2 separate regions of the Homo sapiens genome follow, and region 2 is linked to region 1. A link is an interaction called in ENCODE POLR2A ChIA-PET data of the cell type or tissue named here. Cell type or tissue: PC-9. All regions are shown on one strand. Links, peaks and the distances in the headings refer to the core of each region. The heading gives the core; the rest is flanking DNA. Region 1 holds the start of LOC124902899 (a long non-coding RNA gene). Region 2 has its middle 120 kb from the start of KRAS.

The links. Peaks named below come from ENCODE experiments on the same cell type or tissue, not always from the same donor. Only the 100,000 strongest peaks of a DNase experiment are listed, where the experiment ranks them.
Region 2: POLR2A ChIA-PET joins it to region 1 with 14 read pairs; 23 of 35 experiments call an interaction of 5 or more read pairs at or near these places.

The regions. Positions count from the first base shown.
Region 1 is chr12:25,211,688-25,224,944 of GRCh38, forward strand. All of the region lies in intron 4 of KRAS (KRAS proto-oncogene, GTPase), which reads right to left. It overlaps LOC124902899 (a long non-coding RNA gene), which reads left to right and starts at 3,864. Exons shown (of 2, transcript XR_007063246.1): 1 at 3,864-4,373; 2 at 6,739-8,187. In PC-9, for the core only: no CTCF peak of the experiment used is centred there; no DNase peak of the experiment used is centred there.
Region 2 is chr12:25,365,805-25,383,056 of GRCh38, forward strand. No RefSeq gene overlaps it. Among named protein-coding and RNA genes, the nearest start is that of KRAS, 120 kb to the left of the region's middle. RefSeq lists enhancers at 3,308-3,808, 3,809-4,309. In PC-9, for the core only: no CTCF peak of the experiment used is centred there; no DNase peak of the experiment used is centred there.

The DNA.
Region 1 (13,257 bases), core at 2,661-7,660:
TTCATGAATTTTCCTAATAGATCTATAATTCAAGAAAGCGTGACCAATATTTTAAGAGAGGTAAACATAGAATGGGAATAAGAGGCTAGTCCACATTAAGCAAACAGTAGGATAAAAACCAGCATTATTTATTTGAGCACTAGTGAAAGTCTCCAATAAAGTCCCCAAACTGCACTCACTGATGTTTCCCACTCTCTAATATCATTACTGATACTACACAAACATATGCTTTTGTTTCTCCCACAGGAGAAAGGAAAAGTGGTAAGAAATAATTTATCAGCAATACAATACCATCAAGGTTTGATTACATATATGTATGTGTATGTATCCCTTCAGGCTAAACTCTTTAACACATATAGAGGGGAAAATTTCCAATGATACAATAAAAATTATTCTGTAGCTTGCCAGCACTTGACAATTTACTTGACAGTTTAGAATCATAAACCCTTAGAATGTGATAGAATCTTAAAAGAGGATCTAACTCCCTTACCCTGAATGAATAAATTCCCTCTGATCACATCCTTATGTAATCTACTCCATTTCTACTACTTTTACAATGAAGAAAAATGCCAATGGTACTAAAATGGTAAAGCAGAAAACAATGAAAAACCATGTGATGGACACAGAGAAGACACATTTTATGGTGAAAACACAGAATTTGAAAACATTACTTCCTAAGATTCTGACAAAGATTCTAGGCTTATGTTGCAATGAACTCTCCTCTCTACATCATCTTGTTAAAATTAAGTAATTTTGGCCCAGTGCAGTGGCTCACACCTACAGTCACAGCAATTTGGGAGGCTGAGGCAGGAGAACTGCTTGAGGCCAGGAGTTTGAGACCAGCCTGGGCAACACAGCAAGAACCTGTCTCTATTTTAAAAATAAATAAGTAATAAAAAAAAATTAATTAATTTCAATCGTGAAGGAAATGTCACAACCTACACAGAGCAATGAATTCTTTTTTTCTCATATGAGAACTAATCATTCTCACACATACACATAACATTATCTTTTTCAGGACTAAGAAAAGCTAATTTATATATGTTTATCATTGTCAAATTTTTATTTATGTATTTATTTCCTAAAGGTGGGGTCTCATTACGTTGCCCAGTCTGGTCTTAAACTCCTGGCCTCAAGCAGTCCTCGCGCTGTGGACTCCTAAAGTTCTGGCATTATAAGTGTGAGCCACTGTCCCTGTGCCAAAATTTTTTTATTTTTACTTTTTTTAAGAGATGGAGTCTCTTTCTGTTGCCTAGGCTACAGTGCCATGGCACCATCATAGCTCCCTTCAACCTCAAACTCCTGGGGTCAGGCAATCCTCCTGCCTCAGGCTCCCAAGCAGCTGATACTACAGGCACACACACCACAGCCAGCTTGTCAAATAAATTTTTTTTTAAATTGTATTTAATTTTAAATTTTTAATTACCAAGTATACTTCTCTTTTATATGAATTACTTCCACGTGTACTGAAAAACAAGGATTCGTCACATCAAACAATTGTGACATTCACCTACAGTCACTGTATAAAACATAATTTGCACAAATTAGAAATTTTAGAATAGTACGTGCTTAAACCTTCATTTTAAATATAAATTAGAGCATAACACTTATTTTACTCTAAACAATTCTATTTTTAAAATCATCTAATGGTGAGACAATAGGAGGAGAAAATAAAAAATTAAAACCACCACCTAAATCTGGTCATGGTACTGTTATTTAAAATGTGTAACTTTTCAAACTGTATTGTTAAATTTGCAATATTTTAGAGGTTGTGGTAAAATTTAACATGCAAAATTGCTTTAATTGCAAAATATTGCTTTACAGAATGATATTCAAAAACATTCAGAGTTCATAAATTTCAACAAAAATTAATGCCAGTCATGCTTTGTTTCTGAGTTTAGTAGATTAGTACACCACGTAGTATCTTTTGGGATTGAGTCTACTATTCAAATGTATATTTTATACTTTTGGGAAATACCTAAAATTCATGTAATAAAGAACACCAACTTGTAATAAATATAATAAATGTAGTAGTTTTTGAAAACTGTAATTTTATTGCCTATTCTTAAGAACATGATATATTACAAACAATATGCATCCAAAGCTTAAGCTCTGCCATGAACTTTATGATACCTAGTGAAGTATTTTCTGAGCAAGACAGAGTTTAATACGGGTTTAGAAACGAAAATGAGAATTCCACGCAATAAATATTTACTGGGTAGTTACTATGTCCCAGGAACCTTACTAGGCAATGGGTGTGCAAAGATTAAAAATATGTAATTCTGGCTAAGATTTTGCTGTCAAGTAATATAGGAATGAAACAGAAGAGGTTAGTTATTTCAACATAACATGGGAAGCATATAATAGTTAAGAATAGTATTCTGGGAATACACAGGAAGGGCTCCATGCCTAGTCTAAGGGTTTAAAGAAAGGTTTTTAGAGAGTAGGAGACTGGGGAATCATGAGAGTGTTAGCTAATTAGTAAGACTAGGGATAAAAATACTGGCATTCCAAACAAGAGCCAAGACTCAAGGGAAGGTAGGAAATAACATGGTATTTATTTATAGAAGAACAAAAGAAATTCAGGCAAGATGACGTTTTTAGATATAAGACCAAAAAAGAGCTGGAGTGGTGGGAAGGTAGTAAGGACTATCTGCAACACATGTGGAACATGAGATTTTATTCTATAGCTAAAATGACTTTTTTTTTTTTTTTTTGAGACAGAGTTTCGCTCTTGTTGCTCAAGCTGGAGTGCAATGGTGCATTCTCAGCTCACTGCAACCTCTGCCTCCCAGGTTCAAGCAATTCTCCTGCCTCAGCCTCCCAAGTAGCTGGGATTACAGGCACGTGCCACCACGCCCGGCTAATTTTTTGTATTTTTAGTAGAAATAGGGTTTCACCATGTTAGCCAGGCTGGTCTTGAACTCCTGACCTCAGGTGATCACCCGCCTAGGCCTCCCAAAGTGCTGGGATTACAGGCGTGAGCCACCGCGCCCGGCCAAAAATGACATTTCTTTAAAGTGTATCTCTCCGGTTTCACAATGAATGATGGCAGCAACTGGTAAACCAAATAGGAGGTTCTAACAGTCCAACAAGAAATGATAGGGGCCTGAACTAATGATGACATAAAAGACACAGAATGTAACGTCACAGGAATTTGTGGATACTTCCAAACCAGGGGGAAAAGAGGGCGGTAGGAGTCATCCTAAAATTCCCAGGTTTCTCACTGGGATAAGAAAGTGCTGTGCTGCTGATGCCACTGAGATGGCGAACTTAGGCAGAAGTTATTATTTGCTTGTAAAATATCCAAAAGAAAAAATACATTTAAGAGTGGCTTTTTCCCACCTTCTGGGCCATTCAATATTACTGCTGTCTACTATAGCTCATATCTTTTTCTCCCTACTAAAAAAAAAAAAAAAAAAAAAAAAGCTGCTGATTATCTCAAAACTTTTCCCTTAAAAATAAAGGTAAATATCAGTTTCCAAATATTTAGTTTACTTAAGACTCATTAAATCATTAGACTTTATGCCAAATATAGATTAGTCTACTACAGCCATCAAAATTGTCTCAATTATAATTAATTCCCACTAGATTAAAAATAAATGTACTAATTATGGAAACAAGTTTCTTATCTTTTAATACTTCAAGTTAGAATACTACACCTAAGTAGTTCTAAAGTGGTTGCCACCTTGTTACCTTTAAAAGACATCTGCTTTCTGCCAAAATTAATGTGCTGAACTTAAACTTACCAGATTACATTATAATGCATTTTTTAATTTTCACACAGCCAGGAGTCTTTTCTTCTTTGCTGATTTTTTTCAATCTGTATTGTCGGATCTCTCTCACCAATGTATAAAAAGCATCCTCCACTCTCTGCATTGTAAAACACAACTTCTTTAAAGTCTGTTGCATTGGTAAGAGTAATTTACTGGGAAAGCCATGTGCAAGAAGTTTGAGATTATGAGCTTGAGATTTTTTTTTTTTTAAACAGACATCAGACTGTTTGAATAAAACTGAGGATGCAGTTTTAAAATATGGGCTAGAATCCTGGTTTGTTCTTAAAAGTCAGTTTTGTTTTCTAATGGAATTAAATTTTAAAATTTTTAAATTAGGAATTAGGAGAGATTATGACAAGCCTAAACACAGGTATTAGCATCTGTTTGTCAATTAATGCAACCATTTTAGTTTGCTAGTCCTGGAATTAAAGCCTAAACTGAAGTTAGCTTTAAATTACTTCTTTGACTTAGGAAAAAAGTGATTTATATACTATCGATTCCCACACCCTCCTCCAGGGGAGAATGAGAAGAAAAATGGTAAAATATGGACGTGAAACCTTTGTTAAAAAACAACAAAAACATAAAAGAATCTCAAAGGTGAGTCAAGAAACTGGAACCTTGAGTTTTATCTTAAATTTTAACACCTTTCAGTCTATTTCCAGGGTATACAAGTGAAGCTGAGACTGGGTCTTCTGTACATGTTTAATTACATTATTAAAATCTTAAATGAGAGCTGCTTACCATAATATAAAAACATCATGAATTAAAGGACACACACAAAATAGGAGCATTTTGTATCCTTACTACAAGTTCTTTTTTTATTTTTTTGTTTTAGAGACAGGGTCTCACTGGGTTGCCCAGGATGGAGTGCAATGGCACGATCATGACTGCAGCCTCGACCTCCCAGGCTAGGTGATCCCCCTGCCTCAGCCTCTCAAATAGCTGGGACTACAGGCAAGCACCACCACACCTGACTGATTTTTGTATTTTTCGTAGAGACAGGGTTTTGCCATGTTGCCCGGGCTGGTCTCAAACTCCTGAGCACAAGTGATCCGCCCACCTTGGCCTCCTAAGGGCTGGGATTACAGCCATGAGCCACCAAACCTGGCCTTACTACAAGTCTTAAAAATAATTTTTAGAACAGTGTTCAATCATACTGGCTGTGTGCCTTCCATTCTAATTTAAATACTCTTAATAGGGTTTTTCTTGCTTAAACATAAGAGAGCTATGACAACAGGTACAATCATATATTGGCCATATGGAGATAAAAGTTTTTAATATTTTCCAATCTAGAAAATTAGGCAGTCATCAAACGGGGCAAAGTGCTTAGTTAACTGTGCTGCTAGTTTGTTCAGAAAAGCATACCATCAAAGTAGGGGCACAGAGAAATACACAGAAATATTAATCTATATATAGTGCAAATTAAAAGATGTAATATTATGTTCATTCTTCTAACAGAAAGGTGAATATTTTTTAAAGCTGGTATATTTTACTCCACATTTAATTTTAAGGGAATTCTATTCTTTTATCTTAAAATTAAGAATAAATTACCTAATTTGGGGATTGGCATACATATTTTAGCTTTCTGAGATTGGTAACATCAATGTTTCTACTGAACCAAATGTAACAAAGTGGACCTAGCACCTAAAAAGTTAATGTATCACCAGTACCATTTGCAGTTTTAAATTCAATCACACACAGAGAATTGGCAACTAAGTATTAGTTGAAGTAAACCAATGGCTAGGGCTTAATTTTTGCATGCAGAAGTCATCTGTACATCTACTGCCTACAGTAGTTAAGAAAAACACACCTCAATTCTTTAGGGCACACTAATTTTTAGAAATCTCAGAATTATATTAAGAACTGCTTTAGTAAAGTACAGAAATTTACCTCTAAAGTCAAACTTTAATTTAAATTCATAATGTTAAGTTTCAGTTCAAAGGCAGGCATTTAAGTAACGTGATTATATGTTAAAATGCGTATCTCAAGTCATTAACATATACTATCCAGTGATATATTTATATTTAACGAATAACAAAAATCATTATATTCTAAGAGCAGTCTTATCTTATTTTTAATGGAATCAATTTAGTTAACTAGTTAGCTAAGCCAACTACAAACTTTCAACTACATTCGTTGGCACTTTAAGTTAGATACCCACTTACACCTGTATATAAAAGATTTTAAGTGTCAGGTGTGGTGACTAATGCCTGTAGTACCAGCACTTTGAGAGGGCAAGAGATGCCAGGAGTTTGAGACCTCATCTCTACTAAAAATAAGATAAATTAGGCATGTTGGCATGAGCCTGAAGTCCCAGCTACTCAAAAGGCTGAGGCAGGAGGGTTGCCTGGGCCCAGGAGTTTGAGGCTTCATTGAGCTATGACTGCACCACTGCACTTCAGTCTGGGCAACAGAGCAAGACCCTGTCTCTAAAAAAATTTTTTTAATCGTTTTAAAGTTTATATTTATCATTAATCCTCAGAAGGAAAGGGTTTATTATTTTTACCTTTGTCTTGAAAAAATTATGTATCCAAAATTTTCATTAATAAGCAACATAAATAATTTAAGGCACTAAAATAACTTTGTAGCATGTAAAATGTAAAGCATGAGCTCTGTTAAGATACTTTCACAAATGGTTCTCTTTCAATTTGAAAATCAATGTAAGAAATTTAAAAATATGTGTATATATATACGCACACACACAAACCAGGTAAAAGCTCATATTTTCATAAATTTTCTAAGAATGTAAACTTCTATTTCTGTTTAAAAAAAAAAAAGTTATAATGTCAATGTAGAAGTACCAAAACATACTATGAAGGAGAAAAACAGTATTGGTCCTCTACTAATTTAGCAGAAGCAAATTTTGATTTTAACTTATTTCTAAAATCAATATGAATGTGTCTACTTTTTCAGTGACAGCATCCCCACCACCAATAGTGAAATATATGATTTTTGTTTCCAGCAATGCAGAGAGAATTGGAAGCCAATAATTAAAAAGAAGAGATTATTATCCACCACCAAGAATTCAGTGTCAGGACCTCAGTGGCTCATATAATTAACAGCACAGGGTGACTTTTACCATTTCTTATTTTTAGTAATAAGAAACTTAGGTTTTAGAGTACCAGTTATTTACCACAGTTTTTCAGACTTAGTTATTTCTTGATAATATGCTTTAAAGTCATACTGACATCAAGAGAACATGAGAACATTATCCTTGTGTACACTGTAAACCACTGGCACTGGCTCTTATTTTTAAAATGCCTACAGTATATACCTATGAAACAAAACACTAGTTTTTCACATTCCAAAATCTGTAGATAATTTTTAAAGATAAAATATAGCTGAAACAGATATTTAATACCGACTGGCTACTCATTAAGCTCTTAACTAGCACACAATAATTTTTTTGAGAATAGGACTTGTTGCCACATATACTCATTTTGTGGGGGTTTTTTGTTTTTTTTTAACTTTTTCTTTTTTTGTTTTTTTTTTTTGAGATGGAGTCTCGCTCTGCCGCCCAGGCTGGACTGCAGTGGTGCAATCTCGGCTCACTGCAACCGCCACCTCCGGGTTCAAGCGATTCTCCTGCCTCAGCCTCCTGAGTAGCTGGGACTACAGGCATGCACCACCACACCCAGCTAATTTTTGTATTTTTAGTAGAGGGGGGTTTCACCATATTGCCCAGGCTGGTCTCAAACTCCTGACCTTGTGATCCGCCTGCCTCAGCCTCCCAAAGTGCTAGGATTATAGGCATGAGCCACCGTGCCTAGCCTACTTTTGTTTTTATACACATATACTCATTTTCAAATGTCACTTATTAAACTTTAAGAACAACTGAAAATACGTAGGAACAAAAGTATACAACTTTAAATATGTAAATTTTTTAAAATCAAGAGATTGACAACATTTTCAACTCAACTATTATCTGAAAACATACTTGTGAGGCTATGGAAACAAAGCACTCCATATAGAGAAAGTACTGTTAGCCAAAGTATCATTCTAAATCTTGCTAGACTATGCTTTTACTAAGAGATTTTGTTTTAAGTAAGTTTTTGTTCCTGTTAAATCTGCAAATTCTTGCAAAACTCTGTCAAGGAAGCAACACATCAAATACCCTAACTATATACAAATGCAAGACTACCAGCCTTTTGGTGGGGAAGGGCATGGAGGAACAAGATGTATTCTAAAACCCAACTGTGCATCCCTCACTTTCTCAAGAAACCTTGCCACCCACAGCCTATCTCATGTACTATTGAAATGCAGAAAAACCACTACTTGGGAGACTACCATGGTGCACAGCAAGTGCACAGTAACTGTTCCGTCAATTTTTAACTCATAAAAAGCTATAGTTCAAAATATTGATCTCATGTACACAAACTCAACTACTATTAAACAGAGACATAGCACATAAGGAGGTTGTTTTGCAAAGCATTCTTTAACGGGGTTCTTCTAACAATTAATTTAAATATCTAGAAATTAACAACAAAACCAGGAAATGAATCACTCAACATTTTTAGGTTCGTAAAACTAATTTTCACATTATATTTAAATTGAGACCCCCAGAGAGCAGAAAAGCCGAATGAGGAGTAACAGATACCCCGAAAACTCTGCTTCTGTTATTCACCTTACTGAACCCTCCCACTTTTGATTTTAGCAGACTGGAAAACACACAATTCTCATGGTGTCAATGTTTCAATTTTGACAGCTTTTGCCAACATGGCCATGCACTGTCCAAAGGGACCAGGAAAATCTGTCAACAACCCAGATAAATGTGAACTAGGTAACAGTCCTTATACACTAGGAACATAGGGACTACACAATGTACTAGCAGAAAATAATTCTATTTGCCTTTCAGATATGGACTGAACTGAGTGTAAAGAATATGTAACGCATTATATTCTAGCCAAGTAATTAGCTTTTTAAAATTATAAGTTATTAAGTTGGTAAAAATATATACCCTGCAATTCTTATCTTAAAAAGTACAGCTGGGCACAGTGGCTCACGCCTGTAATCCCAGCACTTTGGGAGGCCGAGACGGGCAGATCACGAGGTCAAGAGATTGAGACCATATTGGCCAACATGGTGAAACCCCGTCTCTACTAAAAATACAAAAATTAGCTGGGCGTGGTGGTGTGCACCCATAGTCCCAGCTACTCAGGAGGCTGAGGCAGGAAAATCGCTTGAATCCGGGAAGCGGAGGTTGCAGTGAGCCAGGATCGCGCCACTGCACTCCAGCCTGGCAACAGTGAGACCGTCTCAAAAAAAAAAAAAATACTAGAGACCAGGCACAGTGACTCACGTCTGTAATCCCAGCACACTGGGAGGCTCAGATGGGAGGATCACTTGATGCCAGGAGTTCAAGACCAGCCTGGCCAACATGGCGAAACCCTGTCTCTACTAAAAATACAAAAATCAGTCAGGTGTGGTGGTGCGTGCCTGTAGTCCCAGCTGCTCGGGAGGCTGAGGCACAAGAATTGCTTGAACCCAGGAGGAGGAGGTTGCAATCAGCCAAGATCCCACCACTGCACTCCAGCCTGGGTGACAGAGGGAGACTCTGCCTCAAAAAAAAAAAAAAAAAAAAAAAAGAGTACTAGGGTAAAATTTCTATTTCCTTTCCATGAACTATGTTAAGTTTTACTTTAAGATTATTAAAGTTAGCCTGTAAAATACAAAAGTTTAACCTAACTTCTAGTAGCTAATCAAACACTAAAGTTACCCAGAGAATTAGGAATCAGCATATTACAGCCAATGGACCAAATGCAGCCACAGCCTTTTTTTTTTTTTTTTGAGACAGAGTCTCGCTCGGTCGTCCAGGCTGGTGTGCACTGGCTTGATCTGGGCTCACTACAGCCTCTGCCTCTCAGGTTCAAGCAATTCTACTGCCTCAGCCCCTTGAGTAGCCAGGATAACAGGCACCCGCCACCACGCCTGGCTAAGTTTTGTATTTTTAGTAGAGACGGGGTTTCAACCACGTTGGCCAGGCTGGCCTCGAACTCCTGACCTCAGGTGGTGTGCCCACCTCGGCTTCCCACCTCATTTCTGGGATTACAGGCATGAGCCACAGCATGCGGCCAGCCTATTTTTATACTATGCACAAGCTAACAACGATTTTTGCATTTTAAAGGGTCATAATTAAAAAAAAATGCAACAGATACCACTTGTGGCCCTCAAAGCCTAAAACATTTACTATCTTGGCCCTTTACAGAAAATATTTGCCAGCCTCTGATTTACATGGATGAGAACTTCTAAATGAATGTTTTGTTCCTTTAACCGGAATATAATTCTTTTTGGGTGTTTACGTGTTTTAGGCTCATGATCAAGACCCCAAAAGTTAGGGCATAAAACAACTTGCCGATAAAATACAACAAGGATATGCACACTAATTTTGTTTAAAAAACAAATAAGGGCCAGGCGCGGTGGCTCATGCCTGTAATCCCAGCACTTTGGGAGGCCGAGGCAGGTGGATCACGAGGTCAAGAGATCGAGACCATCCTGGCTAACACAGTGAAACCCGTCTCTACTAAAAATACAAAAATTTAGCAAGGCATGGTGGCGGGTGCCTGTAGTCCCAGCTACTTGGGAGGCTGAGGCAGAAGAATGGTGTGAACCCGGGAGGCGGAGCCTGCAGTGAGCCAAGATCCCACCACTGTACTCCAGCCTGGGCGACAAAGCAAGACTCCGTCTCAAAAAAAAAAAACAAGAAAGAAAGAAAAATAAATAAATAAATAAATAAATAAATAAGCTGAATAACAGATGAGTAACAAAATACTCTGCAGAAAGGAGGACTTGACATTTTCACCAGTAACTGGAGATGTAAAATTTATTAAAATTCCCATATTTCATTTTATAATCTCTACAGTTACTCGGAATAGCTCTTTAAAGTCTTCCAGAAGCATGCAAATATCAAATTAATTTCAACGGAGGAAGATTAATAAGACTTTTGAAAGGCAAATTAATTTCTAGGCAAATCAACAAGTCCATTTAATAATAAAAGGAAATCAAAGAACAGAAATTAAATATCTAATTTATAGTTTAGCAACATAAATTACATAATAACATCAGTGAAACAGGATGTAAAAGAAAGGTTGAGTGCTCTGTTAAGAAGTACAAGTATTCTTTCATACTGTATCCCTCCATTTTTAATTAGATGATCCACATAAAAATGTCTACAAATCAAATTTGTTTATCTACTTACATATTATATACCTTCAAAAAAACAAATCAAACAAAAAAACCCAAGGCCACAAAACTGTATAAAACCTAAAAATCTCTTATAAAAGGAAGCCAGATAGTTTTCTGATCAAATATGAATGCTGTGTTATATTAAAGTATTAAGGTCAAATAGCAAGAATCAATTAGTACTTCTGAGGTAGTAATCATACAACCACCAAAAAGGAGACACAGCTATTTTAGGATATTATCAAATGAGAAGTGGACAGCAACAAAGTGGGACTAACAAGACTCTTTTTATGTCCTCTACTGCTTTTCTACTCAAAGTATGGTCCAAGTACCAAGAAAAATACCACCTAGGAGTTTGTTAGAAATGCAGACTCGGTCCCCACCTAAACCTTCTGAATTAGAATCTGGATTTTAATAAGCCCAGCTGATTTGTATGCATAAGAAAATATAAGAAGCACTTCTTTACTGCAACCCCTTAAAACATTATGCAAAGTCTCTTAAATTTTTTCTTTTCTTTGTGAAATGTAAGCTAAAATGTTCAGTGGTATAAAAAGCATCTTTTAAAAGTTGTAAGTAAAGCAAATATAAAACAACAATGGTAGAATCTAGGTAGTATATTTGCAAATGTTTTAAATAAAACTCAATTTTGTATTTGAAAATGTTTCATAAGAAAATGTTGGAAGAAAAAATAATAAATATTAGAATCATGTTTTCTCAGTACCTTCTCTCCTAAGAAAAGTCAAGGAGACTGTAAAGACAGTAAAAAGAAAAACAAAAACCAAGCCTCTTCCTGGTCTTTGGAACCTGGAAATGGATTTATGTGAAATCTTAATTCCTCTAAAGTAAAGTGATATATGATATACACCAAGTTTAACCTATAAATCAGGTTTTAGTAAAATTGCCAGATAAATCTGTACAATGGTCAAACTAGAGAAATTCAGTTTTTAATCCTCCCAAAATGACTTGAAGTAGAATTTACTGTTTCTTTACTATATATCAAATTTGTATAACTAGGAAGAGGTACATATGCTCTCCTACTAGGGAAATACAACATATATATTAGCTGGATAATGATTTACATTTACATTTTTGCACCTTTATGAAATTTGATAAACTTCTAGAACGCTTGTTTTTAAATGTTTAACAATGTAAAAGTTGTTCAGCAATTTTTTTTAACTCCTAGCATTACAGAAGTTAATTTCTACAAAACTGGTTTTCTGGGCTCACAGGTAAATGTAACCAGAAAAAGCCCTAAACAAATTGATGGAATATAGATGGATCAATTTCTTAGTACAGTCATGTACCACATAATGACATTTTGGTCCACAGGAGATTGCATATGTGATAGTGGTCCCATAAGATTATAATGGAGTTTAAAAGTTCCTATTGCTTAGTGATGTTATAGCCATCCTAACACTGTAGTACGACACATTGCTCACGTGTTTGTGGTGATGCTGGTGTAAACAAACCTACTGCACTGTCAGTTGTATAATGGTATAGCACCTATATTGTTATTTTATAGTGTACTCCTCCTATTTACTAAAAAAAAAAAAAAAAAAAAAAAAAAGTTAACTATAAACAGCCTTGGATAGGTCCTTCAGGAGGTATTCCAAAAGAAGGCAATGTTATTATAGGAGATGACAGCTCCACGTGTGTTACTGCCCCTGAAGATCTTCCAGTGGGACAAGATGTGGAAGTGGAAGACAATGATATTGATGGTCCTGACCCTGTGTAGGCCTAGGTTAATGTGCATGCATGTCTTAGTTTTTAACAAAAAAGTTTAATAAGTAAAAACAAACAAAAAATTTTAAATATGGAAAAAAGCTTACAGAATAAAGATATAAGGAAAGAAAAATTTGTATAGCTGTATAATGTGTGTTTTAAGCTGTATTACAAAAGTCAAAATGTTAGGAAAAATTAAAAAGTTTAAAAAGTTACAGTAAAGTAAGGTTAATTTATTATTGAACAGAAATTTAAAAAAATATATAAACTTAGGGTAGCCCAAGTGTAGGTTTAGACACACAAAACTTACCATTGTGTTAACAATTGCCTTATAGTCATTAGTACAGTTACATACTGTACAGGTTTGTATCCCTGGGGCAAGAGACTATACTACATATCCCAGGTGTATAGTAGGTTATACTACCAAGGTTTGTGTAAGTATATTCTATGATGTTTGCACAATGACAAAATCACCTAACAATGTATTTCTTAGAAAGTATCCCTGTCATTAAGAGACATATGACTACATATAACAATTAATTCCTTCCTATCTTTATGTATTCATTTCCTATATGTTAAA
Region 2 (17,252 bases), core at 6,968-11,967, 160 kb after region 1:
CTTAGACATTTCTGTAACCACAGTGAAGTAGATCAGACATTTTGCATTTTAATTCTTTCAAAGGATTACAAATAAATTGTTTTCCTATAGATTACCTTAAATGTACAACAGTTGATATAAGTTTCATTTTGTTTTGTTCAGTTTTTCACTTCTGGCAATCTAGCAAATAAACCTGAATCTATGAGCTAGAATGTATTGGCTGTCTGTAATATAAAAGTTTTTTTGGGGAAAAAAAGGTACGTTTTTAAGTAAAAGACTAAAGATAATTAAAGGCACCCCAATTACAACTTTATACAGTTCAAATGAATAAAAGAAACCTATTATTATTAAATATCCCAGCTTCATATTGTAATGAAAGGTAATCAAATATTATATTTATAATGAAAGAAGCCAGAAACAAAAGACTGCATGATTCCGTTTATATCATATTCTGGAAAAGGCAAAACTCCAGGGACAGAAAACAGATCAGTGCTTGCCAAGGGCTGCCTATAAAGGCGCGGGAACTTTCTGGGGAATGGAGATGTTCTTTATCTTGATTGTGGTTGTCACTATATGATTTTGGACATGTGTCAAAGCTCATTGAACTGTACATTAGAAGGGGATGAATTTTAATGTAAATAAATTATGCTTCAAAATCTGATGTAAATATATAATTATGAATACTAGATTTAACTAGTCAAAGAGTATGCTGTTTGAGTTAACTATATGATGCTGAAAGTATACTGTGCCATCAAGCAAAAATTGTCTGCATTTATTGAAAGTTTTATAGCTACCAAAAGTTTTTAAAATCTTTGTTGTAGAAAACTTGAGGAGAAAAAGGTTCTAAAACAAAAATCTCACTACCCAGATAAAACATTTTTGGGTTGTTTTTGAGTGCATCTTTGTTTTTTTATATGTCACCCGTGTGTATAATTCTTATGTGGTTTTTGCGAAGATTTTTTTGCACACACACACATAAAACAGATACACACACACACATACATACATATATGCATGAGTGAAACAGCTCATTTCAATAAATATTTTTCCAAGATGGGCTTTTTCATCATCTATTTCCTCATGTGTAAAAATCAAGATTCATTCACTTCATTGAATTAAAATGAAATGAGATAAAGTAAACAAAGTATGTAAAAGTGACTGACACATAGTAAGCATTGGATAAATATTAGCTATTATCAGTTTTTACATTAGGGAAAATTATAATGTGGGTGGTCTGCTACCTCAACAAACAATAAAGAGGCATCTGCATCAAGGAAACGGGACTCAAATACATTTTAAAAATCATATGCAGTGGGGACAATGCCATGGTAAACAAACACACATGGGCAAGGTGGCCTTGTTTTTATTGTCAAAATATTGAACACCTATCCAGAGAAGACATATAGTAGTCCCCGCCTTAAAGGCAGGCAAATCAGTTTCTGTTGTTTCTGACATCTGTTGGGCTTCGGTCTTGCCAAAGACACCCCCAACCTGCCCCATACTGGCCCAACAGCCTGTTCTTGCACAACCCCATCTGTCCCTCATTGGACTGTCCATTTGATGGGGGAATCTGGTGAGAAAGAACCTGGATTACAAGGCAGGGAAATAAGCCACTGGTAGAGTGCAAGAGGGCAAAAGCCAAGAAAAAACTGCAATGACCCTAACAGAGCTCACGCTGACCAGCAAACTTCCATGGATCAGTCTAGATAAAAATGTTAACACTTCATGCTAAAATTAGCTTCTGCAATACAAATGATTGAATGCTTTATAAGATACTTACTTTCATCACTCACTTGATGACAATCATTTACTGTATCCTCTTGTAATTTCTGTATTGCTTTTATCATTATAACTCCATAGTAGCTATAGTTTATTCAAGGCCTACTAAGTTCTCGCTATTCTAGCTACCAAGTTTTTTCTCTATATCTATACTGATATATGTGCATATCTGGCATATACACATATATATGGCAATGTTACACACCTCATAGATAAAGTAGGAGAGATTTGAACCCAGATTTTTTTGAATTAGAAGGCACATCTTTCCATGTGTATTTGTTTCCCATTTTAATGTGAGTTGCTTGAGGAAAATAGCAATGTGCTATGTGTCTATTTTTTTCAATCTCTACTGTGTCTACTTAGATGTAATATGTGTAGCAGATGCTCATATATTATTATATGAGAACATAATTGATTCATTAATGCTCATCACAGAGAGCTGTTGTAATATTTAATCCTATATAAAAATATCATTGGAGGTATATTTGCATTAAGAGTTGTAAGGAAGGGATTCAACCCTAATTAATAACAAAATTGATTTATAACTTGCCATTGAAAGAGATAGTAATTTTATTTTTAAAAAAATGAAACAAAGATGACAAAAGTAAAAGTATTTCCATTTATCACTACAAGGCTTGGAGGCATACTCATTTAAATTCCAATGAATTTAAGATAACATTTGATTGTGGTTGTGATGATTTTTGTAGACTGGTGTTTAATACCCTTTCCATCATCTTTCCAATGTGCCTGCCTATTCTGCAGAAACTGGAAGGTCTCCCAGACTCCTTGCAGCTGGGTCTCAAAATTTATTTGGATTCAGCCAGTGTGAAACATTCATGTGAGAGCAAACCTTGCTTCTGTTACCTTGTCTGTCAAGCACAGTTGTGGAGGTGTTGGGCTTTCTGTGACAGCATTAGTAGAGCACCCTCACTGTCTAGTCATTAGCTTCATGGTTAAAAACGGCAAGAGGTAGGGCATGGGTTTTGCTGGTATGGATTATGATAAGTATGAAGCAGTTCTGAAGCCAGTAGGTATGGCAGTAGGTATGGTGGCAGTGGTAATGTAATTCTAGAACCTGCAGCTTCCTGACTGGAGAAGAGGCAATAGCTACCTTGGTGGTCCAGTTCTGTGGCATAGCTTTGTGAGTTGTCCTTAAAGCTCCACCTCCAGTCTGTTTCCTCAGTATTTCAATGGTTCTTAAGCCAGTTAATACCCCATAATAAATCCTTTCCTGCTTAAACTAGCTTCAGTAGATTTTATTCTTTGCAAATGAACCCTGACCATTTCAGAAATGAAATGGATTACAGGCCTCTCTAAAGAAAAATTAAATGGATGGAGGCACAATACTGTCAATCAATACAGTAATCAAAATGACTCATGAGCCTAGCTAAAAAAAATGGATTTACATTGTAAATTTAGATGGACACTCTCTGTCTATTTGTAATCTAATGAACTCCAAAGAGAAGGTCAAATACTACATGCAGATAGAATATTACCATATTGACCAGGACTTATAAATTTATGATATCTTCATAAATTTAGCACTATTATTTAATAGTAATGTGCGGTATGGCTGGGCATAGCGGCTCATGCTTACAATCCCAGTGCTTTGGAAGGCTGAGGTAGGAGTAGAGGTGACAGCGTGCTGGCAGTCCTCACAGCCCTCGCTCGCTCTCGGTGCCTCCTCTGCCTGGGCTCCCACTTTGGCGGCACTTGAGGAGCCCTTCAGCCCACCGCTGCACTGTGGGAGCCCCTTTCTGGGCTGGCCAAGGCCGGAGCCGGCTCCCTCAGCTTGCAGGGAAGTGTGAACGGAGAGCAGGAACCGGAGCTGCACGCGGCGCTTGCGGGCCAGCTGGAGTTCCGGGTTGGCGTGGGCTTGGCGGGCCCCGCACTCGGAGCAGGCGGCCGGCCCTGCTGGCCCCGGGCAATGAGGGGCTTAGCACCCGGGCCAGCGGCTGCGGGGGGTGTACTGGGTCCCCCAGCAGTGCCAGCCTACCGGCACTGCACTCATTTCTCTCTGGGCCTTAGCTGCCTTCCTGCAGGGCAGGGCTTGGGACCTGCAGCCCACCATGCCTGAGCCTCCCACCCCCTCCGTGGGCTACTGTGCGGTCTGAGCCTACGCGATGAGCGCCGCCCCCTGCTCCACGGCGCCCAGTCCCATCGACCACACAACGCCTGAGGAGTGTGGGCGCACGGCACAAGACTGGCAGGCAGCTCCACCTGCAGCCCCTGTGCGGGATCCACTGGGTGAAGCCAGCTGGGCTCCAGCTGGGCTCCTGAGTCTGGTGGGGAGGTGGAGAACCTTTATGTCTAGCTCAGGGATTGTAAATACACCAATCGGCACTCTGTATCTAGCTCAAGGTTTGTAAACACACCAATCAGCACCCTGTGGTCTAGCTCAGGGTTTGTGAATGCACCAATTGACACTCTGTATCTAGCTACTCTGGTGGGGCCTTGGAGAACCTTTGTGTTGACACTCTGTATCTAGCTAATCTGGTGGGGACGTGGAGAACCTTTGTGTCTGGCTCAGGGATTGTAAACACACCAATCAGCACCCTGTCAAAACAGACCTCTGGGCTCTACCAATCAGCAGGATGTGGGTGGGGCCAGATAAGAGAATAAAAGCAGGCTGCCCCAGCCAGCAGTAGCAACCCGCTCTGGTCCCCTTCCAGACTGTGGAAGCTTTGTTCTTTCGCTCATCGCAATAAATCTTGCTGCTGTTCACTCTATGGGTCCACACTGCCTTTATGAGCTGTAACACTCACCGCAAAGGTCTGCAGGTTCACTCCTGAGCCGGCAAGACCACGAACCCACCAGAAGAAACTCCGAACACATCCGAACATCAGAAGGAACAAACTCCGGACACGCCACCTTTAAGAACTGTAACACTCACCGCAAGGGTCCGTGGCTTCATTCTTGAAGTCAGTGAGACCAAGAACCCACCAATTCCGGACACAGGAGGATCACTTGAGACCAGGAGTTTGTGACCAGCCTGGGCAATATAGTGAGCTGTGGAAACTCTGTGTTTACCAAATAAATAAATAAAAGTGATAGGAGGTATAATTAAATAGTACTTTTTTTTTTTTTTTTTTTTTTGAGACGGAGTCTCGCGTTGTCACCCAGGCTAGAGTACAATGGCATGATCTTGGCTCACTACAAACTCCGCCTCCTGGGTTCACGTGATTCTCCTGCCACAGCCTCCTGAGTAGCTGGGATTACAGGCGCATACCATCACACCCGGCTAATTTTTGTATTTTTAGTAGAAACAGGGTTCCACTATGTTGGCCAGACTGGTCTCGAACTCCTGACCTTGTGATCCGCCCGCCTTGGCCTTCCAAAATTCTGGAATTAGAGGCGTGAGCCACTGTGCCCAGCCGATTAAATAGTACTATTTAAATATGATAGGGCTGGGCATGGTGGCTCACACCTGTAATCCCAGCACTTTGGGAGGCCAAGGCAGGTGGATCACTTGAGGTCAGGAGTTCAAGACCAGCCTGGCCAATATGGTAAAACCCGTCTCTACTAAAAATAGAAGAATCAGCCAGGGGTGGTGGAGGGCGCCTGTAATCTCGGCTACTCAAGAGACTGAGGCAGGAGAATTGCTTGAATCTGGGAGGCAGAGGTTTCAGTAAATTAAGATCATGCCACTGCACTTCAGCCTGGGTGACAGAGCAAGACTCCGTCTCAAAAAAAAAAAAAAAAAGATATTAGGCTGGGTGCAGTGGCTCACACCTGTAATCCCAGCACTTTGGGAGGCTGAGGCAGGCGGATCACTTGAGCTCAGGAGTTCGAGGCTAGCCTGAGAAACATGGTGAAATCCCATCTCTATGAAAACTAAAAAAATATTAGTCCGGTATGGTGGTGGGCACCTGTAGTCCCAGCTACTCAGGAGGCTGAGGTGGGAGAATCCCTTGAGTCCCTGAGGCGGAGGTTGCAGTGAGCCAAGACTGTGCCACTGAACTCCAGCCTGGGCAACAGAACCAGACCCCATCTCAAAAACATTTTAAAACTATATAATATTAGGTATGATTAAATAGAAGTGGGAGGGAAGGAAATACGTGATTAAACACATGAAAAATAGCATTTTTGAATAGAAACTTTAAGATATGCTAATTATATGAAAACCTACTAATTTTATTTAGTTATGAGAAGTCTTAAGTAAAGCCTGCGGTGCTTGTTCTTAGGTGTCCAAGAATTAAAAAGCAGGAGCCCCTAAAAGAAGTGGGAAAAGTGTTTGAGAATACTGGATTAAAAGGAGAGCCCTCCCTGAGAAGTTTTGCTTGGCAGTCTAAAATTACAGGATATAAGTGTAAAATTTTATTTTGAAACCATATAATTAATTGGGGCTAGACAACTTACTGCTAAGGACTTTGAACTTTCAGAAGGAAAAAAATAACCAAAATGTAAAATATGAGGACAATGATCTATTTGAAGGAGATTTTCCTGGAATGGTAGTTATAGCCACCATAACAACTTTCATAATGCTTTAACTTAAAATAGTTGAAAGCCAGCTTTATAGTATCATCTAGGTGCCCAGCTTAAGTCATCATGAATGTGTCAGCAATGTAGAACTGCTATTTAAAAAGAGCTGACATGGTGCTCCAGTATATTAACTGAAATATGACACACAAAAACCATGAAGTAATTTTCCCAGTATATGTAAGGTTGGTCAAGCCCATATTAGAAACTCACATCCAGTCTGAGGTTTCATATTTTTAAAAGAATGTGGAGAAACTAGAAAGGATACAGAACATAGCACAAAGAATGATGAAAGAACACTGGGCATGAAATGGGTATGGGAACTAGTTTTACTTAGCCCTAAGAAGGCTAAGCTAAATGGTTTTAATATGTAACAGTGTTCTTGGCTATAAAAATAAAATAGGCAAATTACACTTAGAAGGCCAGGCACGGTGCCTCAGGCTTGTAATCCTAGCACTTTGGGAGGCCAAGGCAAGTGGATCAACTGAGGTCACGAGTTCGAGACCAGCCTGGCCAACATGGCAAAACCTCGTCTCTACTAAAAATACAAAAATTATCTGGGCATGGTGGTGCACACCTGTAGTTCCAGGTACTTGGGAGGCTGAGGCAGGACAACAGTTTGAACCTGGGAGGTGGAGGTTGCAGTGAGCTGAGATGGCGCCATTGCACTCCAGCCTGGGTGACAGAGCAAGACTCTGTCTCAAAAAAAAAAAAAAAAAAAAAATTACACGTAGAAGTCCTAACCACCCAGACAGTAACAGCACAGAATTAAATAAATAGGAGCATAAGGCTTGTAACAACACTTAAGTAAGAATTGGATCTACCTTTTGTTTCCAAAATAGCTAGCCAGACCAGCAGAGAGAATCTCCACAATGTGAAAACACCAGAAAAATAGGACTCCAGCTGAATGATAGAAACATTGTATTTGTGGATTGCTGAACAAATATTAACATATTTCAATATAGGAAGGAATAGTCCCCTTATTATTAATAACACAGAAAACAATTCATGGAAGACCAGCATGCTGTACTAATTGCAGACATTTTCAGAAGCAGAATAGGTCATTTGCATAGGCATCCAGCTAGCTGTACTGGCAAGTTGAAGCAAGTTTCATGAAAAATTGTATAGGATATACTTAACATGTACTGGCAGATTTAAAACTCCAGTAGTAACACTCTTTAAAGCTGGACTGCATGCCAACGGGAAACAAACAAACAACTGGCCCCGGCTGAGTCCTTGTCCACTTTCTGTGAAGCATCTGCCTTGCCAGTCTCAGTGTTTTAAAGAATAATCTTGGTCATCAGGCTGGCTTCTAAAATAAACCAGGCTAGCATGGGATTAGAGAGGGCAAAAGAGCAGAAGGCAGTTTTCAAATGGCACTCACTGATTCTTTTGAAAACCTCCTAAAATATTTCAATAATTAAATGAGGGTCTTCAGTTGCCAAAAGAAAAAAAAATAGAATGACTGATTGTCAGAACAACACCTTAGATCTTGGGACACCCTGCTGACCACATATATCAGAAATGAGACCCAGTGGTTTTCTACAGAATCACAATTCAGATTTCTTGAGGGAAGGTGTGGGAGGAGTTTGGAGGGAAGACAGGAGGGAGTACAAATGTGGTGTTGCTAGAGAGGCTCTGAATGTTTTCCGAAAGTATATGTTACTCTGATGCTTTAACTTTGCCTCCTGAAGAAAGAGGCATAGAATTCCAAGTAGAAGCGCTATTAAAAAAAGAAGTGCAAGGAAATGTCTTCTTAGTCAAATGAAGAGTAGAATGCACAATTATGCAGTGGTCTTGAACACTTCCAGAATTCTGTTTGGATAAGCAGAAGAATGAGTTTCAGATATTCCCTGTAGTGTGGAAATCTGTGACTTGGTTACTGCCCTTTAAGCCTTGCTCTGGGCAACTGCTTCCCTCCCCAGCATCATGGGGTTCTAATAGAACTGTCAACCAAACAGCTCTGCCTTCCCCAGTACAGGCCTGAACATCAAGAGAGTCCCATTTCCTCGACACAGTGGTTAGTCTGGAGGGGGCCATGCAACCAAACTGGACCTTGGAGGTTGACAGGGATGCTGGGAAATAGATGGCATCTCTCTTTCTGAGGCCACCAGATAACAAGGACATGTAAACTTGGAAGGCCACCTTTTATCTTTATTTTTTGGCCACCAGGAGAGAGCCTGCAAGAGAATGAGGCCGAGGCAGAGCAGAGCTAATACACGGAGAGTGAAAAATAATCCCGATAGTGTCACTTGAGCCATATCTAACAATGGTGAAAGACTAACCAACACTTGGAGTTTTTAGCTTAAGTGAGTCAATAAGCTGCTGGGTTTTGTTGTTGTTGTCGTTGTTTGTTTGTTTGTTTTGAGACAGTGTCTCACTCTGTCACCCTGGCTGGAGTGCAGTGGCGCAATCTTGGCTCACTGCAACCTCTGCCTCCCAGGTTCAAGCAATTCTCATACCTCAGCCACCTGAATATCTGGGATTACAGGTGTGTGCCACCACGCCCGGGTAATTTTTTTTGTATTATTTGTAGAGAAAAAAATACAATACCTGGCCATATTGCCCAAGCTGGTCTGGAACTCCTGAGCTCAAAGCAATCCTCCCACCTCGTCCTCCCAAAGTGTTGGGATTACAGGCCTGAGTCACTGCGCCCAGCAATAAGCTTCTTTTGATGCATAAGCCATGTTGACTTAGCTTTCTGGTCCCTTGCCACCATAGGAGTTCTTGACTGCTGCACTCCCATTTTGCAGATTGGGAAACAAAAGCACAATTATTAAACTCTACGGTGAACAAGAAGTGAGAACATTCACTAAAACATTCACTAGTTCATAGGAAACTGATGTATATAGGTACAATTACAGTATCACCGTTTTAATTATTTGGATTGACACACTTTGGAGTTTGTAAGACATTTACAGTACAGGGGAGAAGGGCCTGGGCATTGAATCAGACAGCCGAATGCTCTGGCACTAGCCAACATTTAACTGCTGTAAGGTTTAGGTGGGAAGGGGAAGAGGGACACTAAACCTCACTAGGTATCAGTTTCCTCATCTGTAACATAGTAACGGGAAATAGTCCCTACCTCATAAAACTATTATATGGATTAAATGAGATAGTGTGTGTCATCTGTTGTTACAAAGGCTGTTTAATGATACAGTGGGTGGCACTTAGTAAAGATTCAATAAATTCCTCCTGTTTTTCTTGTTTTTGTTTTTTTTTTTTCCTTTTTCTGGAGAACGGGGTCTCGCTATATTGCCCAGGCAGGTCTCGAACTCCTGGGCTCAAGCTATCCTCCCGCCTCTTGCCTCCCTGAGAGCTGGGATTACAGGCATGAGCCACCACGCCCTGCAAATTCCTCCAGTTTTTCTACAGATTGCAAACATGAACGTTACAAACAAGTCCTAGGGGGAGGATAAATTTTGCAGGGGAAGAACTGTGCATTTCAAAACATTGAATTTCCTCTCCCACCATGTTAACAGACTCTACAAAACCATTCTAAATATTTATTAAAATTATTCTTTTAAAATTTAAAAAAAAATTTTTTTTTTTTTGAGATGGAGTCTTGCTCTGTTGCCCAGGCTGGAGTGCAGTGGCACGAGCTTGACTCACTACAACAACCTCCGTGTCCTGGGTTCAAGTGATTTCCAGCTAATTTTTGTATTTTTAGTAGAGACAGGGTTTCATCATGTTGGCCAGGCTGGTCTAAACTCCTGACCTCAGGTAATCCACCCGCTCAGGCTTCCAAAGTGGTAGGATTACAGGCGTGAGCATCTGCGCCCGGCCTACCTATAATCTTAAGTATATACGTAACAATGCTACAATAAGGGGGACTTTAAAAAGTCAGTAATTCAGATTATATGTTTTTCTTATCTGTCTTCCCATCCTCTTCCTGATTTCCTAATCCCAGGTTCTGACACTATCCTCCAACCTTGATCTAAGCAAATTTCAGGGAGGAATTAATCTACCTCTTTATCCTCATTCCGTATTTATTTGCCTATTTATGCTCATTTCTATTTTCTCACCTTCCCTTGCTTTGCTCTTTTTGCAAAAAGTCACATTTCCCAGGCTCCCTTCCCAACTGGCTTCTAGTTAGATTTGGGCAACTGAAGATAACGGGACAGCAGGAGGAGGAAAACCAGCCTGTATCTTCCCTTTCTTTGTTTCAGGGTGCTTCTCCCATAGTGACTGCCTCTCTTTTCTGGTCCAGCTGCCTCCAGGCAGCCATAGCTCCTGGACTCCGGTAATACCACCTGTCCCTTTGGTCCCTCCAGCTTTGGGGTAGTAGCCCTGCTCTGCCTTATTCCTTATAAGTTTCCTGTTTTCTATCCGCCTTTTCAGTTTTTCTAATGTCTTTTCAAACAAGTTCTCCATAATTAACTTTTTACTATTAAACTTGCTGGCATGGGTTCTGTTTTCCTGAGCAGACACTGACTGATAAGAGTTCTCCATATTCAGTTAGTAACCAAGCCTTGTCAATCTGTAGCTCTCTATATTTCTCTTCACCTTTTTTTGCTGCCCTAGTACAGTCCAGCAACTCATACCTAGACTAACTTCTCCATTTCCAATCTTTTGACCTTCAGTCTAATTCCCCTTAAAGACTTACTCCATGCAACCACAAAAAAAAAAAAAAAAAAAAAAAAAGGAAATCATGTCCTTTGCAGCAACACGGATGCAGCTGGTCACCATTATCCTAAATGAATTGACACAGGAACAGAAAACCAAACACTGCATGTTCTCACTTATAAGTGGGAGCTAAACATTGGGTACACATGGACACAAAGATGGGAGCAATAAACATTGGAGATTCCAAAGAGGGAAGGGAGGGAAAGGGGCAAGGATTGAAAAACTACCTATCGGATACTATGTTCACTACTTGGGTGATGGGATAATTAGAAGCCCAAACTTCAGCATCACACAATATACCCATGTAACAAACCTGCACATGTACCATCTGAATCTAAAATAATAATTTTTTAAAAGAGGACTATAACATGAAAAAAAGAAAAATAGTCACCTTATTTTGCCCTTGTCACTATTAACCTCATTGAAAACCCCTCCAGGCTTGGTGTGGTTGCTCACGCCTGTAATCTCAGTACTGTGGGAGGACTAGGCGGGCAAACTGCTTGAGCCCAGGAGTTGGAGACCAGCCTGAGCAACATGGCAAAAACCTGTCTCTACAAAAAATACAAAAATTAGCCAGGCGGGGTGGTGTGCACATGTAGTCCCAGCTAGCTGGGAGGCTGAGATGGGAGGATTGCTTGAGCTTAGGAGAAAGAGGTTGCAGTGAGCTGAGATCACACCACTGCACTCCAGCCTGGGCGACAGAACAAGACTCTGTCTCAAAAAAAAAAACCAAAAAAAGCAAACCCCACAAAACCCCCCCCAAATAACCCTCCCCTTCCCTGCACCCCCTCACCCCCGTAACTCTTTATATCTTACACAAGAGCTAAGCTCCTTAGCATGAAGGACAAGGCTTTTTACAACCCATCTCTACCCTAGCCAGCTTCCTCTCTTGCTTCTCAAGGTTCTAGTAACAGCACATTGCTTACAACACTGGCTCACACACCCACTCACATTATGTGCATACACACAGCGACTCATATAAACATCCTGCTCTTCCTTCTCGCTGGTCTTGTCAGTTTCCTTCTTACCTATCTACTTCTGGCTGACTTTAACTCTCCTTCAAAACGCATCTCAGAAAGAATGTCTTCTCTGGAAAGCTTCTCTGAACACCCACGCTGGGCTGCCTCTGGGCTCATGCATACTTCTATGACTGCAGTTACCATGTTTTATTAAGATACCCTGTTTACAAGTCTTTTTCACTTATGTGGAGTGCCTCAAGAGCTCCAAAAATGCCCTCCTCATTTGTCTATGCTTCCATACTTTCTATCAAGAGATACTGGTGGAAATGAACTGAGCCATATCCCCATGTGCCCTGGCAGCCCAAATTAGAAACCAGTGAGTCATCCTTAATTTCCTTCTCCTTTACCCCCACATCCAATTGTCAATAAGTCCTCACTATTTTACCTCAGAAATTTCTCTGATATCTTGACCCTTTCTCTCTCACTCCATAGCCACTACCCTAATCTTCTAAGTCTGTGTTTTTAAGCTTTCTTCAACCATGACCCACGGTAAGAAATACATTTTGCATTGTGACACAAGAAATGCATTCTGGGCTGGATGTGGTGGCTCACGCCTCTAATTCCAGCACGTTGGGAGGCGAGGCGGGCGGATCACTTGAGGTCAGTAGTCCAAGACCAGCCTGGCCAACATGGCAAAACCCAGTCTCTACTAAAAATACAAAAATTAGACAGGCGTGGTGGCTGGCACCTGTAATCCCAGGTACTTGGGAGGCTGAGGCACGAGAATTGCTTGAACCCGGGAGGCAGAGGTAGTAGTAAGCCGAGATGGCGCCACTGCACTCCCAGCCTGGGCAACAGAGCGAGACAAAAAAGAGAGAAGGGAAGGGAAGGGAAGTGTAGGGTAGGGTAGGAGGGGAGGGGAGGATTCTGTGAAAGCAAAATATCTTAGGCCTCCAAAATCACTATGGAGAACTCAAGCTGGAAACTACTTAGGGCAAACCTGCCTCTCATTCTATTCAAAGTCACCCCTTTGCTCACTGAGATAGATGCATATCTAATTGCCTCCTTTGGGAAGGCTAATCAGAACCTCAAAAGAATGTAACTGTTTGTGTATCACCTATCTGTGACCTGGAAGCTCTCTCCCCACTTCCAGTCCTCCTGCCTTTGCTTCAAGTTGTCCTGCCTTTCCAGACTGACCCAATGTACTTCTTACATACATTGATTGATGTCTCATGTCTTCCTAAAATGCATCAAACCAAGCTGTGCCCTGACCACCTTGGGTACATGTTGTCAGGACCTCCTGAGGCTGTGTCATGGGTGCGTCTTCAACCTTGCCAAAATAAACTTTCTAAATTATTTGAGACCTGTCTCAAATTTTCGGGGTTCATAATTCTGAAGTTCAGATTTTTAATAAAGTCACTTTTATATAAAACACAATTTTGTAAAATGTAGCCAAGAGGGAATCTACTCAAGATTTAAATCCAACAATTAACTATCCATGTTTTCCTCATTTTAACATTATACTTCATGGTTTCAATCTTGTCATACTTTTTATCCAAAATGACAGTGTCTATGTTGAAAGTTAACGTTTCTGTAGTTAAACATGCTAAATTTTAAGTAAGCTCACTTTCTTCATTTTAAATAGTTAAATCTATCATAGAGGAGAGTTTATTAAAAATTTAAACTGCCCAGAAAGTTTATGCATAACCTGTAATTATGAATACATAAAATGGGAGATGGATGAAACAACATTTTTTGGTTGTGACCCACTAAAATCATTTCAGGATTCACTAACGGGTTGTGAACCACAGTTTGAAAAACCCCTGTTCTAGGCTCTCGTGATCACTTGTCTAAGTTACAGTTACTTCCCATCTTGTCTCTTTGTCTCCAGTCTGGCTTCTGTGCAGCTACCTTTCTGAAAAAAGACAGCTCTAACCCTGTCACTTTTTTCTTAGAAAAAAAAAATGTCCTTGGAGCCTGACTCATTATTACCTGTAAAGTAAAATCCATATTTCTTTTCTTTCTTTCTTTTTTCTTTTCTTTTCTTTTTTTTTTTTTTTTTTTTTGAGACAGAGTCTCACTCTGTTGCCCAGGCTGGAGTTCAGTAGTGCAATCTCGGCTCACTGCAAACTCCACGTCCCAGGTTCAAGTGATTCTCCTGCCACAGCCTCCTAAGTAGCTGGGACTACAGGCATGTGCCACCATACCCGACTAATTTTTTGTATTTTTAGTAGAGATGGGGTTTCGCCATGTTGGCTAGGCTGGTCTTCAACTCTTGACCTCAAGTGATCCACCCGCCTCGGCCTCCCAAAGTGCTGGGATTACATGTGTGAGCCATCACGCCTGGCCAAAATCCATATTTCATAGCATGATATCTAGGGTCCTCCACAACCAGCCCCACTGTAATATTTCACCCTTATCTCTACCCAGTGCCCTCACTCTCCACTACACCTCACTTCCATGAACTTTCCCCCCACTTGCTAACTCTCCTATCTCCATCTTTTCACCACTGCTGTTCCCTCCACTTGACATGCCCTTCCCCTCCGGATAGGTCTGTTAATCCTACTTTATTCTTCCATAGCCAAGTATCAATGGCATTATTTCTTTATACCTTCTCCACCTTCACCCTCACCTCTGAGAGTCTCGCAGATTAATTGCTCCCTCATTCAACATAGGTACCATCATGTTGGACACAAAGTACGACAGGGTTGAAACCATAAAGTGCAATGTAGGGTTTATTACCTGGAAAATAAATGACAAAAAAAAATGGAGAGTTAATTGTTGTATTTAAATCTTGAGTAGATTCCCTCTCTTAGTTGCATTTTGCGAATTGTTCACATCGCATATAAAAGTGACTTTATTAAAATTTGAACTGCAAAATGCATTTCTTGTGTCACAATGTAAAATGTATTTCTTACCATGCCTCATGGTCGAAGAAAGCTTAAAAACACAGAAGATTAGGGCAGTGGCTACAGGGTAAGAGAGAAGGGTCAAATCAGAGAAATTTCCGAGGTAAAATAATCAGGACTTATTAAGGACTCGTTAAGCCTTGACAATTTTGGCATTTATCATAGTTGGCTTTATATGAATTTTAATAGGTACCTGTGTCATCCTTCTGAGCATCAGCCTCTTGAAGGCAGTCTGGGCAACATTAAAAGAGATAAAGACTGTAAAGCACTTGGAACACAAGTCGGCAGGATCAATAAATATACATTTCTTTTCATCTTCATTCATCTTTTGTGTCCTATCACCTAACCATATGATGCTCAATAAATGTGTGTTGACTTTCAGTACATAACTGACCACTTTACAGTTACATTGCATATTAATAATACTCAATATTTATACACTACTTTATATCTTACAAACTGTTTTTATTGTGATAATCCATGGGGTATATTGTAGGTAGGTAGGACAAAACAAATTCCAGTTTACCAAGAATGAAGCCAAGGAAGGACCCAGAGAGGCTGTGCTATTGGTCGAGGCCACACTGCTAAACTCAAATCTAGCCCTGACTCCAAATCTGGCTGTATCTTGTTTTCTTTTGGGCAGGACTATCCTAGGCCACGAATGCCTGCCTTGCAGTCACCCACTTACCAGTGGAGCCCTGCCAAGACTCAGAAGTGCCATGGGTCTCATTAGGTCCCAATATACACCTTTATATCCCCAGCCTTGACTCTCCCGAGTTTCAGTCCTACTTCTTCAAAGACATTATGAATAAAGTTTCTTTTCTGAAGGTAGCTTCCCTCAAAAAAGAATTTTGGGAGCCATGTTCCTCCTTAAAAAACAACCAGGCTGGGTGCAGTGGCTCACAGCTGTAATCCCAGCACTTTGGGAGGCTGAGGCAGATGGATCACTTGAGTCCAGGTGTTTGTGACCAGCCTGGGCAATGTGGCGAAATCCTGTCTCTACAAAAGAGCCCCGCCAAAAAATCAGCAGGGCATGGTGGTGTATGCCTACGGTCCCAGCTATTCGGGAGGCTGAGGTGGGAGGATCACCTGAGTCCGGGAGGCGGAGGTTGCAGTGAGCCAAGATAGCAGCACTGCACTCCAGCCTGGGTGACAGAGTGAGACCCTGTCTCAAAAACAAAAAACAACAAAAAACAAAAACAAACAAAACACAACCAATAAGCAGATCAACAGAGAAAATAAATGGAGGCAGTTTGCTTACTAACAACAGAGTGGCAATAAAAACTTAGGCCTAGGTTTCATAAGATGTCTTAAAACAATAAGCGATAATGATGCGGCATGTCTAGGAACCCACTCTAAACATCTTTCCCTTTCACTTGGAGGATGAAGGGTGACAAGGATGACAGGCACAAAGCATCAAATGGTAACTCCTAAGCTCCATTTTAGCAAGTGGTGGGAAAGACAATCCAGATTTACCCAATGTCTTTTACGTCCTGAGAACTCAATGTGCACATTTTTTTCTAATTCTCTCAACCCCAATCAATCAAACAGGTTCTTCCTGAGTGCCTACAACCATACACCTTGCCCTGTGCCAGGCATGGGGGAAATGGTGGTGACAGGACAGCTGCAATGTCTTTCCTGTGGAGCTGCCAGTCTAGGGCAGTGGCTCTCAGCCTTTCTCCCACCGTGACACACTGGAGGGGTGCAGCACAGGATGAGAACCAGGGGCACCCTGTGCTCAGTACACACTCATGGCAGACTGGGAATGGGGAGGAGTGGATGAGGTTTTGGGTGCAGATTGACAAAGTATCCCCAATGACTCTGCTGTATCCCCCTTCCATAGGAATAAGGACACAGATTCAGAAAAGTTAAAAGACGCTTAGAACACAGTGCACAGGTGCTGTGACGGGAAGTGTTTTGACCAAGCTGTAGGAGCACCTCCAGTGGAGCTGGGTGGGGTCAGGGACAGCTTTCTGGAGGAAGTGACATAGAGTAAGAAATGAAAGAGTAGTTGCAGCTGTTTAGTCAGAGAAGAAGGGGCATGAGGACGGGATGAGATGGGATGACAGCATTCATTGTAGGACTAGCCTATGCTAAAGCTCAGAGAAACAACAGCAGGATTTGGCATCTTTAGAGAACTGAAAGCATTAAGAGAGGCTGAAGCGTGGCATGCAAGCAAGATGAGCAGTGGGAGACTCAGGTATGGCCCAATTTTGAGGAGCTTTGTAACCCATGCCAAGCTTCATTCTGAGGGCAATGAGAGCCACTGAAGGGGAAAGATAGAGGAGATACAGCTGCTGGGATTTTAGTAGACAGAAGGCAGCTGACGGCCCAACCCGTGTTTAGCAGTTGGCCGTTAATTTCATGGGCTGGGTAAGGCAAAGAGGAGTGATAGCCAGGCTTTTACTTGAACAGCTGGGTGGGGACATAAATAGGTGGGGTAGATTCTTATCAGAGATAGCTGGGAGACAGATAATGAGCATTTCAGCTTGAAACATTTAAGTTTGAGGTATCCAAGAGG